Linked DNA regions of Homo sapiens: all the other regions are linked to region 3. The links are chromatin contacts, found by Hi-C or POLR2A ChIA-PET in ENCODE. All regions are on one chromosome and are shown on one strand. Each heading gives the region's core, a stretch centred on a gene start or an enhancer-like site at or near the end of the contact. The rest is flanking DNA. Distances are from core to core; before and after follow the strand shown. Region 1 overlaps POLR1A (RNA polymerase I subunit A). Region 2 overlaps ST3GAL5 (ST3 beta-galactoside alpha-2,3-sialyltransferase 5). Region 3 holds the start of RNF103 (ring finger protein 103). Region 4 overlaps LOC105374843 (a long non-coding RNA gene). Region 5 overlaps USP39 (ubiquitin specific peptidase 39).

Region 1 (2,700 bases), core at 71-2,570, 590 kb after region 3:
GCACCTGTTACTATGCAGGAATGGAGGCCCGGGGGGCCACATCTTTTGATTTAAAAAGAAAGAAAACAAGCTTCCCACCCCCTACGTTTTTTTCTTTCTTGGGTCACTTGTTTACTTGCCTTTGCTTTTATATAATTGAGGTCTCCTGACTTTTAAACATCAGCAACTAATTCATGTGTTTTTAAAAGCCCAGTAAGGCCCAGATGGTTCTCATCTGTTGCAGGATCTGGCCACAGGCCACTGACCACTGCCTCTAATCTAGACCAGTTCTTGGTCTTCTGGGAGCTGCTCAGATAGAGAAGCAATGACAGAGCAGAAGCAGAAAGCTCCCTGCACTCAGCCATCCCACAAACACATACTGAGCCATGCCCATTCGTCGCTGAGTCACGGGGGCAGGCGTGGGCAACACAGTACGACTTTTCTGCCCTCAGCCCTCTGCCCTCTCACCTTATGGGGCCTGGCCTCGAGCCAGCCCTCTGTGCAGGTGGCATTTGGGATGGTGGGTCTTGGGGTGGAGGAGCTTGGATGTGAACTCAGTCCTTTGGACGGGGGTCACTGGCCAGGTGCTTCCTGCCCCAGTTCACGAGCCCTGGGTGAAGTTGTTGTTGGCTGGGCCTCAGGAGCACCTGCGTTGGTGCCAGCCTGGGCTGAGAACATTCCTTCTGTCGAGTGGTCCTCTGTGCTATCTGGGCACTGGGCAGAGTGGCAGGGGAGTGCTGTGTGCACCCGCCTGCCAGCTCCTTAATTAACAGCGAGGAACATAACTACCAAGTGCAGGGGGCGTTTGTGCTGGCCTGGCAGTGGTTTTCTGGGAAATGGGAATTCAGATTTCATGGCCTCTAGAGAATAACTAAGGGTGGACGGAGTTAGATGTTTTGCCCCAGTTCTGTTCACAGGAGGCCCAGGCCAGCCCAGCAGGTAGGTCGGCATGAGGCTGGCGCCAGCCCATGCTGGGGTTCTTTTTACTTATATTACCTCATGGAATTGAAAATAGGAAATCACTTTTTAAGACTTCTTCCTGATGAGGGACAGCCCTGGCTTGTTCCCAGCCGTGAAGTACTTTTTCAACTCCTCCCTGTGTTTTGCTTGTGAACTTGAAAATCTGTGATAAATAAAGCCATGCGCAGTAGCTTTTGGTGGAGGTGGCCTCAAGGACTCAGCAGAATGGGGCTGAGGGGTTAGGCAGAGCTAAAAGATGGGGCAGTGGATGAGCTGGGTGCGGTCTGGACTCCCTTTGTCAGGCCCCAGGCAGCAGAGCAGCTGTGTTCAGGCCTCTGGCCGCCCACAGGAAATGGGAGGAAGTGTGAGTGCACTTTCAAAAGAGCAGCCAACCCCCAAGAAGCTTTTTCTCCTTCCTTTCTCCCATCCCTCCCCCTTCCTTCCTCTCTGCCACCCTCTTTTTCTTTCTCTTTGCCCCCACCCTCCCTTCTCCCAGCTGTGGAGTCATGAGACCCTTGACAGAGCCTGGAGAAAAACAGCACGAGACAGATGGTTCCCTAGGTAGAGATATACAAGCGTAGAAGGCCCCCCAGATCTCTGCACTGGCACCCATCACATGGGCTGTTTGTGTAAATTGTCTGGCAGGTGGCAGGGGAGATGAAGTGGAAAGAGCACTGAGCTAGGAGTTAGGGGCTGTAAGTTTTGGCCTCCGGTCCCCAGCCATGAAAAGACCCAGCTGACAGTCTGTAATTGTAGCTTCTGTGAATCTGACTTTCCAAACAGCAGGTGGTGGAGCTGTTGCCAGGCGCGTTCAGAAACCGCCAGGGGTCATGTGCTCTGTTTGTAATTATTTACGTGGGACGGGAGGCTTCTCTGCCCCTGCCCCTCCTGTTCCCTTTCTGTTGCTACATTCAGGTGAGCTGCACAACCTTGAGAAGGCAGTCACTGTGGGCCGTTAGTTCCCCTGCTCTTGGCAAAACCATAGAAGGGCAAATTGCACCTCCAGGAAAACTGGCACACTGGTCACATGCCTACCACTTACTCACCAGCCATTCATTCTGCCTTCTCACCTCCTTCCCTCCTACGTTCTCCACAAGTCCTGGTCACCAAAAGAGGCAGGGAAGGCAGAAGGCATCCCCAACTGGGGGAATCAGGGAGGGCTTCTTGGAGGAGTTACAGCTGCTGAGGCCTGGCCTTGAAGGATGAGTACAGCTTCAGTAGGTAGATATTGGCCAGGGAAGTTACTGGCAGAGTGAGCCGCTCAAGCAAAGGCCCAAAGGGTGCACAGGGTGGAGGGAGCAGATGGGCAGTTAGAGTTGAGGCCAGATGTGAAATGCTGGGGGCAAAAGCATCAGAGCCGTGACATTGCCACAAGTTGAGACAGGCTGGGGCGCCCAGCTGAGGGAAGCAGCCCTGTGTGTGGCAGCAGCTGAGCCCCGCACCCCCACTCCGCCTCATTCCATCTCCTCTGCTCTGCACAGTAGCCTCGGGTGCAGAGTGAGAGTGATCCCATGTTGCAGATGAGATCAAGGCCCTCCTCTCCAGTCTGTGGCAGGTCAGGACTTTAACCTGAACCTGTCCTTACAGAAACATCTCTCCCACCCCCTCTTTCCAGTGGGATTGTATCTTTCTAAAGTCAAGCCCGGCCTTCTCTCATCTGGCTATCCTGTTCCTGTCCCCAGTGCCTGGTAAACAAGCTCTTCTCTGGATTAATGGATGAGGGGGCTTTTTTTTCTGCCAAGGGCAAACCACGTACACCTT
Region 2 (2,700 bases), core at 102-2,601, 760 kb after region 3:
TTCCCTTAGCTATTGTAAGTTAATCTAAAATATGGTTAATTAAATTTCCCTGAAGGCCCTTGAATACTGTTAAATATCGAATACTAAAAATGATGACAGGTGTTTGAGCCAGGTCACCCTTATATCCTAATAAGTGATAGAATTAATCAAGGAGGAACTTGGCAGGTGTCTTTTTTTACATATATACCAGTCAAACCTAGTTGAAAATTGCCCTTTTTTCATGTCTAAACATAGAAATCCAACCTTGCAATCTAGTCTTCTGTCTCACTTTACTGACTTAGGAAGTGTAGGGGAAAAGGAAATTTATAAGAATAAGGCTTATGTTACATTCAGCCTCCCTTGAGTCACCAACCAATATTTATTGAGGCCCACCACGTTCATGACGTCATGCTGGGCGCCAGCCACAAGGCAGCAGGGGAGATAGACCTGCGCCCTGTGCTGCTTAGGCTGTGGGTGAGGTGGACTCGCTCCAGGAATTAAGGCACAGTCTGATATGTGCTACAGACACTGGGCTTGCCTTCACACCCTTTTCTTTTATTTTTTTTTTAAATCAAAATAAGGGAAGTGTATGCACTGAATGTAACACCTTTTCTGGGGCTGAAGAGAAGAATAGGTAATATTAGGTTTTCAAGATTGAAAATTCAAAAGGTATTAAAGAGTCTCAGTGAAACACCTTCTCATCCCTGCTCCCCATTTACCCTCCATATTTAAAGATAACCAGTGTCACCGGTTTCTTGTGTATATGAGAAATATTTTGTGTGTGTGTGCTCTGCCATGCCCCGTGCCCAAACCCACTTTTACACAAATTGATAGCATCCTGTTCACTTATCATTATACATAATCCCAACTTGTCCAAGTTGTCATGGGAAGCCTGTTTTAAATGAGAATTTTAAAGTTTTTAAAACACTCCCAGCAACACTTCATTGTATTCTCATCCTCAAATATTAAGAAATATTTTGCATCTATTATGTATAATATATTATGCTAGATGCAATTTTTTTGAAAAAAAAACTGCCCCTTTATTTAGAAAATGGATTACTTTCTCTTTATTTCTTGCATTTGTTTTTTCAAGAACAGAATTGTTTAAAGCAGTGGTTCTTAAATTTTGGTTGAAACTTTTTAGCTTGCGGTTTGTGTCACTGGAGAACTTAGTAAAAATGAGATTTCTAAAACTAAGACTAGACTCAGCTCTTTTCTCCAAGTCGTGTGTGTGTGTGTGTGTGTGTATTAAACTATATAATAGTGTGAATTTATCAGATCTGTAAAAAATATTTTTTAGGTCATCTTAAGGGTAACTAATGGTCCTGTCTCATTTCCCAGTCGGCCTCACTTCCGGGTAGAATTCTTTAGACGTACTGTGAATAAACTGTTTCTTTTCTTTTCTTTTTTTTTTTTTTTTTTAAGGACTGACAGAATTTTCAGGTCACAAAAGATTGAAGCCGAGATTCTGTAGTTCAAGTCTATTACTTGATTTTAAGTTCAATAATTGACATTGTGATTCAGATTTTGTTACAGTGCTCTTGCAAAAAAAGTTTTTTCTGTGTTTGCTTATAACAAAGACAGTCATAAATGACTAGTTTATCTTGTCAGGAAAATAGGAAATGGCCCCTTCCTTTCACCCCAATGTCAACTTAAAGATTGTAGTTTTATGCTGCATAGCAGGCAGACTCATTTAGGATTCCGTTTTCAGTTTCACATTGCATCTCATGATTCTCACATGACTACATCATAATACCTAATTGATTTTTTTCCAGATGTACATTGCTTGTGTTTGGAGTGTGGATCCTTTATATCCTCAAGTTAAATTATACTACTGAAGAATGTGACATGAAAAAAATGCATTATGTGGACCCTGACCATGTAAAGGTTAGATATCCCATTGGTGTGGTTTAAATGAAAACATTGCCAAGCATATGCTCAAACTATAATATCATTAGTCTACTGTGTGACAAATATATGTTAATAAAAGTTTGAACTCAGAGGGGAAAGCACTTAATCTCAGCACTCCAAAACCAAAGACAACCTTCTTCTAAAAACCCACCACTAACTACTCCACAGTATCCTTCTCCCATTTACTGCAGCTGGGGTGTGGGATGAGGTGGGCTCAACCCAACAGGCTCTAGGGCTCCTCTCCTGGAATTAATTTGCCCTGATGCTATAAAGTAAACAACAAAGAAATTCTTTCTTTTTTCTTTTCTCCCTTTTTTTTTTTTTGAGTCAGGGTCTCGCTCTGCACCCAGGGTTGAGTGCAGTGGCAAGAACACGGCCACCTCAGCCTTCTGAGTAGCTGGGACCACAGGTGTGCACCACCATGCCTGACTAATTTTTTTATTTTTTGTGGAGATGGGGTCTTGCCATGTTGCCCAGGCTGATCTTGAACTCCTAGGCTCAAGCTATCCTCCCGCCTTGGCCTCCCAAAGGTCGGGGATTACAGACATGAGCCACCATGCCTGGCCAGAAATTCTCTTAGTATCATCTGTCCTTCCTGTGTTTTATTTTTAATTTTAATGAATTCACATTGCATTGCAAGATTTTTCTTTCAGCTTACATTTATGTTTCCAAATCAAGTGACATATCAAATGCTTATGTCACTGATTATTTTAGTGGCTGGATTATCTGATAACATTTAGCCCAGGATGGAGGAAGAGATGATTTTAAATAAAGTAGCATGAGAGGGATGATAACTGACATGTATGGATG
Region 3 (2,700 bases), core at 12-2,511:
ATGACCTGGGATCATGATCCCTTTCTTCCTAAAACTTTCACCCCTAGTTTCAGATAGTTGACAGTTTTGCACAAATAGTAACATTTCCCCGTAATTACTGTTTTTTTTTTCCTTCCTTATCAAAAGGGGCTGGTCAAAGCCAACCTTGTTCAGTTTATGAACCCAACTCCTTCCTCCCTCAAGACTGACACAGAGATTGACGTAAAGAGTACGCTCGGCCCGGTTAAATTTATAAGCACAGAACCAGGTATCGCATGCTTGTCCATGTGACTCTTTTTTTTCTTTTCTTTCTTTCTTTTTTTTTTTTTTTTTTTTTTTTTTTTTTTGAGACGGAGTCTTGCTATGTCACCCAGGCTGGATGGAGTGCAGTGGCGCGATCTCAGCTCCCTACAAGCTCCGCCTCCCGGGTTCACGCCATTCTCCTGCCTTAGCCTCCCGAGTAGCTGGGACTACAGGGGCCCACCACCACGCCGGCCTAATTTTTTGTATTTTTAATAGAGGCAGGGTTTCACCGTGTTAACCAGGATGGTCTCGAACTCCTGACCTCGTGATCTGCCCGCCTCGGCCTCCCAAAGTGCTGGGATTACAGGCGTGAGCCACTGTGCCAGGCCCATGTACAAAATAAAGCACCCGGAACTTTGCACCTGGACTTATCTACACTCGACAATCTTTGTCCTAGGAACTCAGGGAGTCCACACCAGGCTTTTAACACCCTTGAGACTGAAGGAGGGAAAAGGCTGTAACTGGCAGCGACAACTGGGCCTAGTATAACGCGAACTCCAGTTTTGGCCAAACCTCCTCCAACACACATGTGCAAAGCCACATTCTCATGAAGAGGGGGCAAAACATTTGCTTTCTGGGTTTAACCTTCTACCATCTCAAACCAACTGTGCCAAAAATTTCCCTGTTCACCAGGATTCATCAAAAAACGTACATTTCTATTTTCACCGATTTTAAGAGAATAATTAACTGCTCTATTTTTACAAAAAATACACAAAGTGATACAATCTAAAGACTAATCCTCAGACAAAATCAATTGCTAAACATTGGAGGGGCAAAAGGGGAGACCACGCCGCAAAAGCACGGAGAGGCAACTTTCGGCACCGCGGGAAGGCCCCGACCACGCTGCGGCTCCGCCTCTCCTCCCGCCCCTCGTTCGGTAGTCCGGTAGCCCCGCGGCTCCCCGAATTCCCCGCCCTCGGCCCCTGCGGGCGCACCCTGCAGGCCCCGCCCCGGCCCCGCCTCATCGCGACGTCAGTTGTTATGTCTCGGCTCCGGCCGCGGCCGCCGCTGATACACGGTTGTGGAGGGTACGGCCGCGGTCTCCGGAGGTGGCGGGGGTGTTGGGGACGGGTGCTGCGACCGGCACTGCCCATCCGAGCGGGACGGGCGCTGAGTGGCCGGGAGGCAGCCGGGTAGCCGCCTGGAGGAGCAGTCTCGGGGCCTATTATTGGTTTTTTCCCTCCGAGACCGATTCCATCTGCAGAGACCGCGACGCCCCATCCTGGGCCGGGCCGCAGTGCCCGCCCGCCTGAGAGGCGCCGCCCGCCAGCCGGCCCGAGCGAACCTGGAGCCGCCGCCGTGCCCGCCGCTCTTCTCGCGGAGCCTGGGCGGTCGGCGGGGCCTGGGGCCTGGGCTTCGGGCGCGGCGTTGCGGCGGCCGCTCCTCCCCGCGCAGAACACGCTGGGCCCCGGGCCTGGCCCGGCCGAGCGCCGCGCCCTCCTGACCCGCGGCCGCGGGAGTCCGGCCCCCACGGCCCCTCGGGCCCCGGCCTGCCGCCCGGATCCCCGCCTCCTGGGCGGATCTGAGTTATTTTTTGGTCTCCCCCTCCCCCTTGAGATCGCGGCACCGGAGGGCCGACCCCGCCACCTGGGTCAGTGCCCGCCCCGGGGGAAGCGTCCCTCGTTTTGTTCTTCCCCGCGAGCTCTCCCCGCGCCCCTCTCCTTTCTGTGCTTAATGGATGGGGGTTTTGAGTTTTTCCCCTTTATTTTTGTCGGCTCTTGACTGGGAGGCCCGGCGCGAGGCTCTGCGTCTCTGCGTCCCTCGTCGCCGCCTCGCGCCCGCGCGGATCCCGTCACCTGCTTCCCCGCCGGGGATGGCCGGCCAGTGACGGCGCCGGGTGGCCCGCGCGTGGACACGGGGCCCTCGCCCAAGCTGCCACCGAGCCGCGGCCCCCGCCCTCGACCCTTCTCTCTCCCGTATTCCGAGCTCTCTGGAAAGAGAGGAAACTCCAGGGAAGATGTGGCTGAAGCTTTTTTTCTTGCTCCTCTATTTCCTGGTCCTGTTCGTCCTGGCCAGGTTTTTTGAGGCCATTGTGTGGTATGAAACTGGCATCTTTGCCACCCAGCTGGTGGATCCGGTGGCGCTGAGCTTCAAGAAGCTGAAGACCATTTTGGAGTGCCGGGGGTTGGGCTACTCAGGGTTGCCCGAGAAGAAGGATGTCCGGGAGCTGGTGGAAAAGTCAGGCGAGTATCGGGCTTCCCCTAGGGTCCCCTCCACCTGGGAGAGGGGACGACCTGTACCTCCTGGTACCTGGCTGTTCCCCCAGAGTGAGGCCTTTCCTGGAAGCGTTAAAGCTGCCCAGGTTTCTTCGTCCAAGCTTCCTACAATCAAGTATGCGGATCCCAGCTTTGAGGAGGAGTCTGAAATTATTTGGAGGAGTGTTGGTGTATCCTTTTAAGGTTATCGTAAAATGACAGT
Region 4 (2,700 bases), core at 45-2,544, 630 kb after region 3:
CTAAATTTATTAATTAATTTAGCTTGGAGACTCTTGCATGCCTCACCTAAACACTGGTCAATCCATGGGTTGGCCAGTGCCCCTTGACCTGGGTAGCTTGGGTCAGACAAGTGAGTGGGGTCATGACACTCTCTCTCTCAGGAATGTGGCCTCCAAGACTCAGAGGGAAATTGCCTCTCGTGGAGACACCGGTTCCACTTGGACTAGGCATGGTGCTACCCAGACTCCTCCAGGACTGAAGGGCCTGCACCCCAGTGGTTGTCCCTCAGCTAAGCCCTCTTTGGGAGCAATTCAGCCCAAATCCAATGACTGGTCAATATAAAGGCATAAAGGCCAGGTACTCTTGTCCCAACTCAGGGCAGCTGTCAGCGTCCAGCCCAGCTCCAGCGCTCCTCCAGGGCTTGGCCAAGGTCTTTGTTGGGACTGTATCACAGCCCAGTTTCTCCCACCGCCACTCCCTCCTTCTCCTTGTGTGTCCTGACTCCAGGGCACACAATAAACTGTCTGCCCACCTATGTCCATCTTAGAGTGTTTCCCAAGGAACAGGAAAGATGCCACAGGGAGGGCAGGAAAGAGGATGCGTAATTAGGCCTCTCACAGGTCTGCCCCTTCTGTCCCAGCTGACTCCTGCCTCTTCTGCAGGGGGTGGGGTGGAAGCAGTGCCTCCACCCCCACCTCTGACCTTCCTGCCTGTCTGTCCTAGAGAACGTTTGCCTGGCTCTCAGGGTCTCCAAAGGAAGAAGTCAAATAAGTCACAGAGAAGCAAGGCCAGACATGATATTGCCTCTCTGGGCCTTAGTTTCTTCATCTATAAAATGGATCACTGCCACTTACTTTGCAGAATTTAGAGGAAGATCCAGAAAAAGAACATAAAGCTACTAGTTTAAGGCTTTCTTATTCTGCTGGGTCTGAAGTCAGTCATTGATGGGCTAGAAAAACAAAAGAGCCCCAATGATCGTCATGTACAGTCCCAAAGATTCCCAGGACAATGGCCATCCACTTCACCATTTCCCCTGGAGTGAGTGCGCTTAAGGACTCAAACACTACCAGTGACTCTCCTTGACAGATGGCATCATCCATGCCAGGCGGTGCCCCGAGCCCTCTTCATCCTCCTTGTGCCCACTCATTCTGCAGAGAAACAACCGGAGGTCAGGGAGACTCAGCCGGGGTCACACAGCTGGTACACTGTGGAGCCAGTCCCACCCAAGGTGCGACACCCCCAAGCTTTGGTTTGGGTAGAGCCACTGCTCTCACTTCCTCCCCATTGCAAAAGGGACTCAAGGTGGGAATCAGGGTCAGCTGCACCCTGAGAGGAACTTACCTGATTTGCAGCCAGGGATGCTCCTCTCATCTTTTGGGGAACTATTGAGAAAGGAAAGACGTGCCCAATTTCCCAGGATTTCTCTGAATTCCTGGATATTTACTCCTCAGATTTCACATCTGGGGGATGCAGTGATGTGCTGAAGCTAGCTCATACCAGCTCAAAAAAGCTGACCATGCTCCTCTCCTCACAGTTCCACGTCCACACCTTCATGTTGGTCACCATGGTGGGAGTAGGGACACCATGAGAACTGGCAATTCTACCCATCAGGGATTTAAGGGCTTTTGTTTTCAGAGAGCTGTGGTTACACACTGCCCAGCACACCCCTGGGTGGGTTCCTTAGGACCCCTAGGGAAGTAGTCCCAGCTACTCAGGAGGCTGAGGTGGGAGGATCGATTGAGCCCAGGAGGTCGAGGCTGCAGTGAGCTGTGATTGTGCCACTGCATGCTAGTCTGGGCAACAGAGCAAGACTCTGTCTTAAAAAAAAAAAAAAAAAGATGCATTCTCTTTATACATGTTACACTTTAAGTTTTTGGAGGAAGAAAAAAAGAGCATTTTCTTTTGAAGTTACTCACATTTTAGTGGGGATAGAGGCCAATAATGCCACTGGCTCCAATGATAAGAGTTTTACTAGCTTTTCTAGTTTTTTGCTAGTTTTTCTAGAGGGCCCAGGGGAGCCAGGGAGATACCCTTTGGGCTGTGGGGTTTCATTTTGGTCACATGTCTCATTTCTGCCTCTGATTCTGCTAGTTCTCAGAACCACTAATATTCTGCCCTACATGTTAGGGTCTATTTTTAGAACTTCCTCTTGACAGCACCACTCCTATCTTGTGTCCACAGAAGGGGATCCTGACTCAGCACAGGGTTCTCGGGTGTGCGGATCCCGGGCTGGGCCTCTTGAAGACCTGTGTGGCCCTTGAGCCCTCAGCTTACTTTTTTTTTTTGAGATGGAGTCTTGCTCTGTCACGCAGGATGGAGTGCAGTGGCGCGATCTGGGCTCACTGCAACCTCTGCCTCCTGGGTTCAAGTGATTTTCCTGCCTTAGCTTCCCAATATCTGGGATTACAGGTGCCCTCCACCATGCCCAGCTAATTTTTGTATTTTTAGTAGAGATAGGGTTTCACCATGTTTGTCAGGCTGGTCTGGAACTACTGACATCAACTGATTAATCTACCATGGCCTCCCAAAGTGCTGTAATTACAGGCGTGAGCCACCACGCCCAGCCCCTCAGCTTCTTTTTTAATTTTTTAATTTTTTTTTATTTTTTTTGAGATGGAGTCTTGCTCTGTCACCCAGGCTAGAGTGCAGTGGCATGATCTCGGCTCACTGCAACCTGCGCCTCCTGGGTTCAAGTGATTCTCCTAGCTCAGCCTCACGAG
Region 5 (2,700 bases), core at 62-2,561, 990 kb after region 3:
TAATCTCAACACTTTGGGAACAAAGGTGAGAGGACTGCTTGAGTCCAGGACTTCCAGACCAGCCTGGGCAACACAGTGAGACTCCATCTCTACAAAAAAAAAAAAAAATTGGCCGGGCATGATGGCTCACACCTGTAATCCCAGCACTTTGGGAGGCCGAGGCAGGTAGATCACCTGAGGTCAGGAGTCCAAGACCAACGTGACCAACACGGAGAAACCCCGTCTCTACTAAAAATACAAAATAAGCCGGGCGTGGTGGTGGCGCCTGTAATCCTAGCTACTCGGGAGGCTGAGGCAGGAGAATCACCTGAACTCGGGAGGCGGAGGTTGCGGTGAGCCGAGATAGTGCCATTGCACTCCAGCCTGGGCAACAAGAGTGAAACTCCGTCTCAATAAAATAAATAAATTAATTAATTAATTAAATTAAACAAAAATAAAAATAAAAATTAGCCCGGTGTGGTGGTGTGTATCTATGGTCCCAGTTTCTGGGGAGGTTGAGGTGGGAGGATCACTTCAGCAAGGGAGGTTGAGGTTGCAGTGAACCATAATCACGCCACCACACTCAGCCTGAGTGACAGAGATCTTGTCTCAAAAAGGAAAAAAAATCCATTAAAAAAAGAAAGTGGGCCGAGCACGGTGGCTCATGTCTGTAATCCCAGCACTTTGGGAGGCCAAGGGAGGTGGATCACCTAAGGTCAGGAGTTTGAGACCATCCTGACCAACATGGTAAAACCTCTTCTCTACTAAAAATAGAAAAATTAGCCAGGCATAGTGGCGCATGCCTGTAATCCCAGCTACTTCGGAGGCTGAGGCAGGAGAATGGTTTGAACCTGGGAGGTGGAGGTTGCAGTGAGCTGAGATCATGCCATTGCACTCCAGACTGGTCAACAAGAGCAAAACTCCATCTCAAAAAAGAAAAGCTCTAAGACCATCTAGGAAGCTTAGCTGAGGGCCAGGCACGGTGACTCACGCCTGTAATCCCAGCACTTTGGGAGGCCGAGGCAGGTAGATCACCTGAGGTCAGGAGTTCGAGACCAGCCTGGACCAACATGGTGAAGCCCCGTCACAACTAAAAATACAAAATTAGCTGGGCGTGGTGGCAAGCGCCTGTAATCACAGCCACTCAGGAGGCTAAGGCAGGAGAATCGCTTGAACCCAGGAGGTAGAGGTTGCAGTGAGCTGAGATGGCGCCACTGCAACTCCAGCCTTGGCGACAGAGGGAGACTAAGAAAAACAAAAAGAAAGCTTAGCTGAGCTTTCTGAAAAAACACAGCAGCACCACCTAGTGGCCAGAACACTTAAACCAGCACAGTACATCCAACCACTAACTCCCAAACTGAAAAAGTGCACTAGTATGACAGGGACCAGGCAGAGCTGCCACTAGGCAGGTGCTTTGTTGAACCTCTTCACAGGGCAAGCAGGCTTGTCAGTTCTCTGAGCATCTCTTCATCTCCCCTACGTCCCCTCAAGCAATATGAATCAGTCCAAGACCCAGGCTCAATTAACTCACCAGATCAGGATGGGGAAGCTTTTTAGTGAAGATCCTCATGGACCCCTGGAAAACATCAGTCACAATAGCTGCACAAACAGGAAGCAAGAGACAAATTCCGTGAGGATGGAAAACATGTCTGAAGTATATTTCCAGCTTCTAAATTTCTGAAATAAACCAGCATCTTCCAGCAAAAGACACAGAGCTCTCACTAAACACAGAAGTTTCCTTTTGTACTATATACCACCAGGGTACCTTTATAATTATTTGTGTAAATAATTACTTTATTTCTCTTAAGACAACTTTTTATCCTCCATCACAGGGCCTGGTCCATAAAAGAAAAGGTAAATGTGTTCAAAATGAAGGAATGGTGATACATGAATTACAAAAAAATTCACAAGCAAAACAAGGTACAGCCAAGGAACTTCCCATAACCATAAGCTACTTTCAAAGGGAGACAATGTCCAAACTGTAATGAAGACAAGAGGACAATGACAGACTAAGAGATGGGCCAGAACAGGATCAAAGCAACAAGAGAGAAAGCACAACCAAGTTCTAGAACCCTGCCAAGACGCAAGTTAGAGAGCTCAGAGGGTTAACACAGGCTGAAGACACCTGGTAGAGAGGGCAGGGCCATCCAGTGGGAAAAGCAACAGGCCACAATCCCACATCAAGACACCATCACATCTATAATCCTAGCACTTTGGGCAGATCACCTGAGGTCAGGAGTTTGAGACCAGCCTGGCCAACATGGAGAAATCCCATCTCTACTAAAAATACAAAAATCAGCTGGGCGTGGTAGTGGGTGCCTGTAATCCCAGCTACCCTTGGGAGACTGAGGGAGAAGAACTGCTTGAACCTGGGAGATGGAGGCTACAGTGAGCTGAGACCGTGCCACTGCATAGCCTAGGTGACAGAGCAAGACTCTGTCTCAAAATATATATATAATAAAATATCATTGGGACTATAACCATATTCTAGCAAAAACTATGGAGAGGGGCCTATTCAGAAAGAACATGTAGTTTATCTATAACATAGATACTAGCCTACCCCAGATAAACAGTTAACAAAAGAATGGGAAGTTGCCTCAGCCTCCCAAGTCGCTGGGACTACAGGCACATCCCACCACACCTGAATAACTTTTGTATTTTTGGTAGAGATGGGGTTTCGCCATGTTGGCCAGGCCGGTCTCAAACTCCTGACCTCAGGTA

The links. Hi-C counts contacts between places; a loop is a spot of excess contacts on that map. ChIA-PET counts read pairs that join two places held with the same protein, here RNA polymerase II (POLR2A). Pooled maps may share reads with other maps.
Region 1: a loop to region 3 is called in a map of OCI-LY7, with 8 times the contacts of the local background. The contact joins the enhancer-like site here to the promoter of RNF103 in region 3. A Hi-C loop is called at or near these places in 1 of 168 maps with a recorded cell type or tissue (OCI-LY7), 5 of 37 single-sample maps with no recorded cell type and 9 of 50 pooled maps.
Region 2: a pooled map shows a loop between it and region 3 (4-fold over the local background). The contact joins the enhancer-like site here to the promoter of RNF103 in region 3. A Hi-C loop is called at or near these places in 4 of 37 single-sample maps with no recorded cell type and 7 of 50 pooled maps.
Region 4: a loop to region 3 is called in a map with no recorded cell type, with 8 times the contacts of the local background. The contact joins the enhancer-like site here to the promoter of RNF103 in region 3. A Hi-C loop is called at or near these places in 4 of 37 single-sample maps with no recorded cell type and 3 of 50 pooled maps. POLR2A ChIA-PET finds 5 or more read pairs at or near these places in 2 of 52 experiments (activated CD4-positive, alpha-beta T cell and activated T-cell).
Region 5: a loop to region 3 is called in a pooled map, with 3 times the contacts of the local background. The contact joins the enhancer-like site here to the promoter of RNF103 in region 3. A Hi-C loop is called at or near these places in 1 of 50 pooled maps. POLR2A ChIA-PET finds 5 or more read pairs at or near these places in 2 of 52 experiments (B cell and CD4-positive, alpha-beta T cell).

Annotation. Positions count from the first base shown.
Region 1 is chr2:86,035,196-86,037,895 of GRCh38, reverse strand. The region is part of intron 27 of POLR1A (RNA polymerase I subunit A); the gene reads left to right. Among named protein-coding and RNA genes, the nearest start is that of POLR1A, 69 kb to the left of the region's middle. RefSeq lists a silencer at 1,198-1,247 and an enhancer at 1,918-1,977. Within about 2 kb of position 1,320, at least 36 of the 41 ENCODE cell types and tissues checked have a DNase peak (open chromatin) inside an H3K27ac peak, as active enhancers do; they include OCI-LY7, where a contact is called at or near this core.
Region 2 is chr2:85,860,347-85,863,046 of GRCh38, reverse strand. It overlaps ST3GAL5 (ST3 beta-galactoside alpha-2,3-sialyltransferase 5), which reads left to right. Exons shown (of 7, transcript NM_003896.4): 3 at 1,755-1,866. Among named protein-coding and RNA genes, the nearest start is that of ST3GAL5, 27 kb to the left of the region's middle. RefSeq lists an enhancer at 1,671-1,750. Within about 2 kb of position 1,351, at least 6 of the 41 ENCODE cell types and tissues checked have a DNase peak (open chromatin) inside an H3K27ac peak, as active enhancers do.
Region 3 is chr2:86,622,426-86,625,125 of GRCh38, reverse strand. RNF103 (ring finger protein 103) reads left to right here and starts at 1,261. Exons shown (of 4, transcript NM_005667.4): 1 at 1,261-2,465. The coding sequence starts at 2,240. The region is part of intron 2 of RNF103-CHMP3 (RNF103-CHMP3 readthrough); the gene reads left to right. RefSeq lists silencers at 1,071-1,240, 1,321-1,860, 2,131-2,210, 2,391-2,440 and an enhancer at 1,066-1,360.
Region 4 is chr2:85,993,570-85,996,269 of GRCh38, reverse strand. All of the region lies in intron 2 of LOC105374843 (a long non-coding RNA gene), which reads left to right. Among named protein-coding and RNA genes, the nearest start is that of ST3GAL5-AS1, 110 kb to the right of the region's middle. RefSeq lists enhancers at 1,729-1,908, 1,949-2,138 and a cis regulatory region at 1,879-2,392. Within about 2 kb of position 1,294, at least 20 of the 41 ENCODE cell types and tissues checked have a DNase peak (open chromatin) inside an H3K27ac peak, as active enhancers do.
Region 5 is chr2:85,636,247-85,638,946 of GRCh38, reverse strand. USP39 (ubiquitin specific peptidase 39) reads right to left here. Exons shown (of 13, transcript NM_006590.4): 8 at 1,511-1,578. Among named protein-coding and RNA genes, the nearest start is that of USP39, 21 kb to the right of the region's middle. Within about 2 kb of position 1,311, at least 5 of the 41 ENCODE cell types and tissues checked have a DNase peak (open chromatin) inside an H3K27ac peak, as active enhancers do.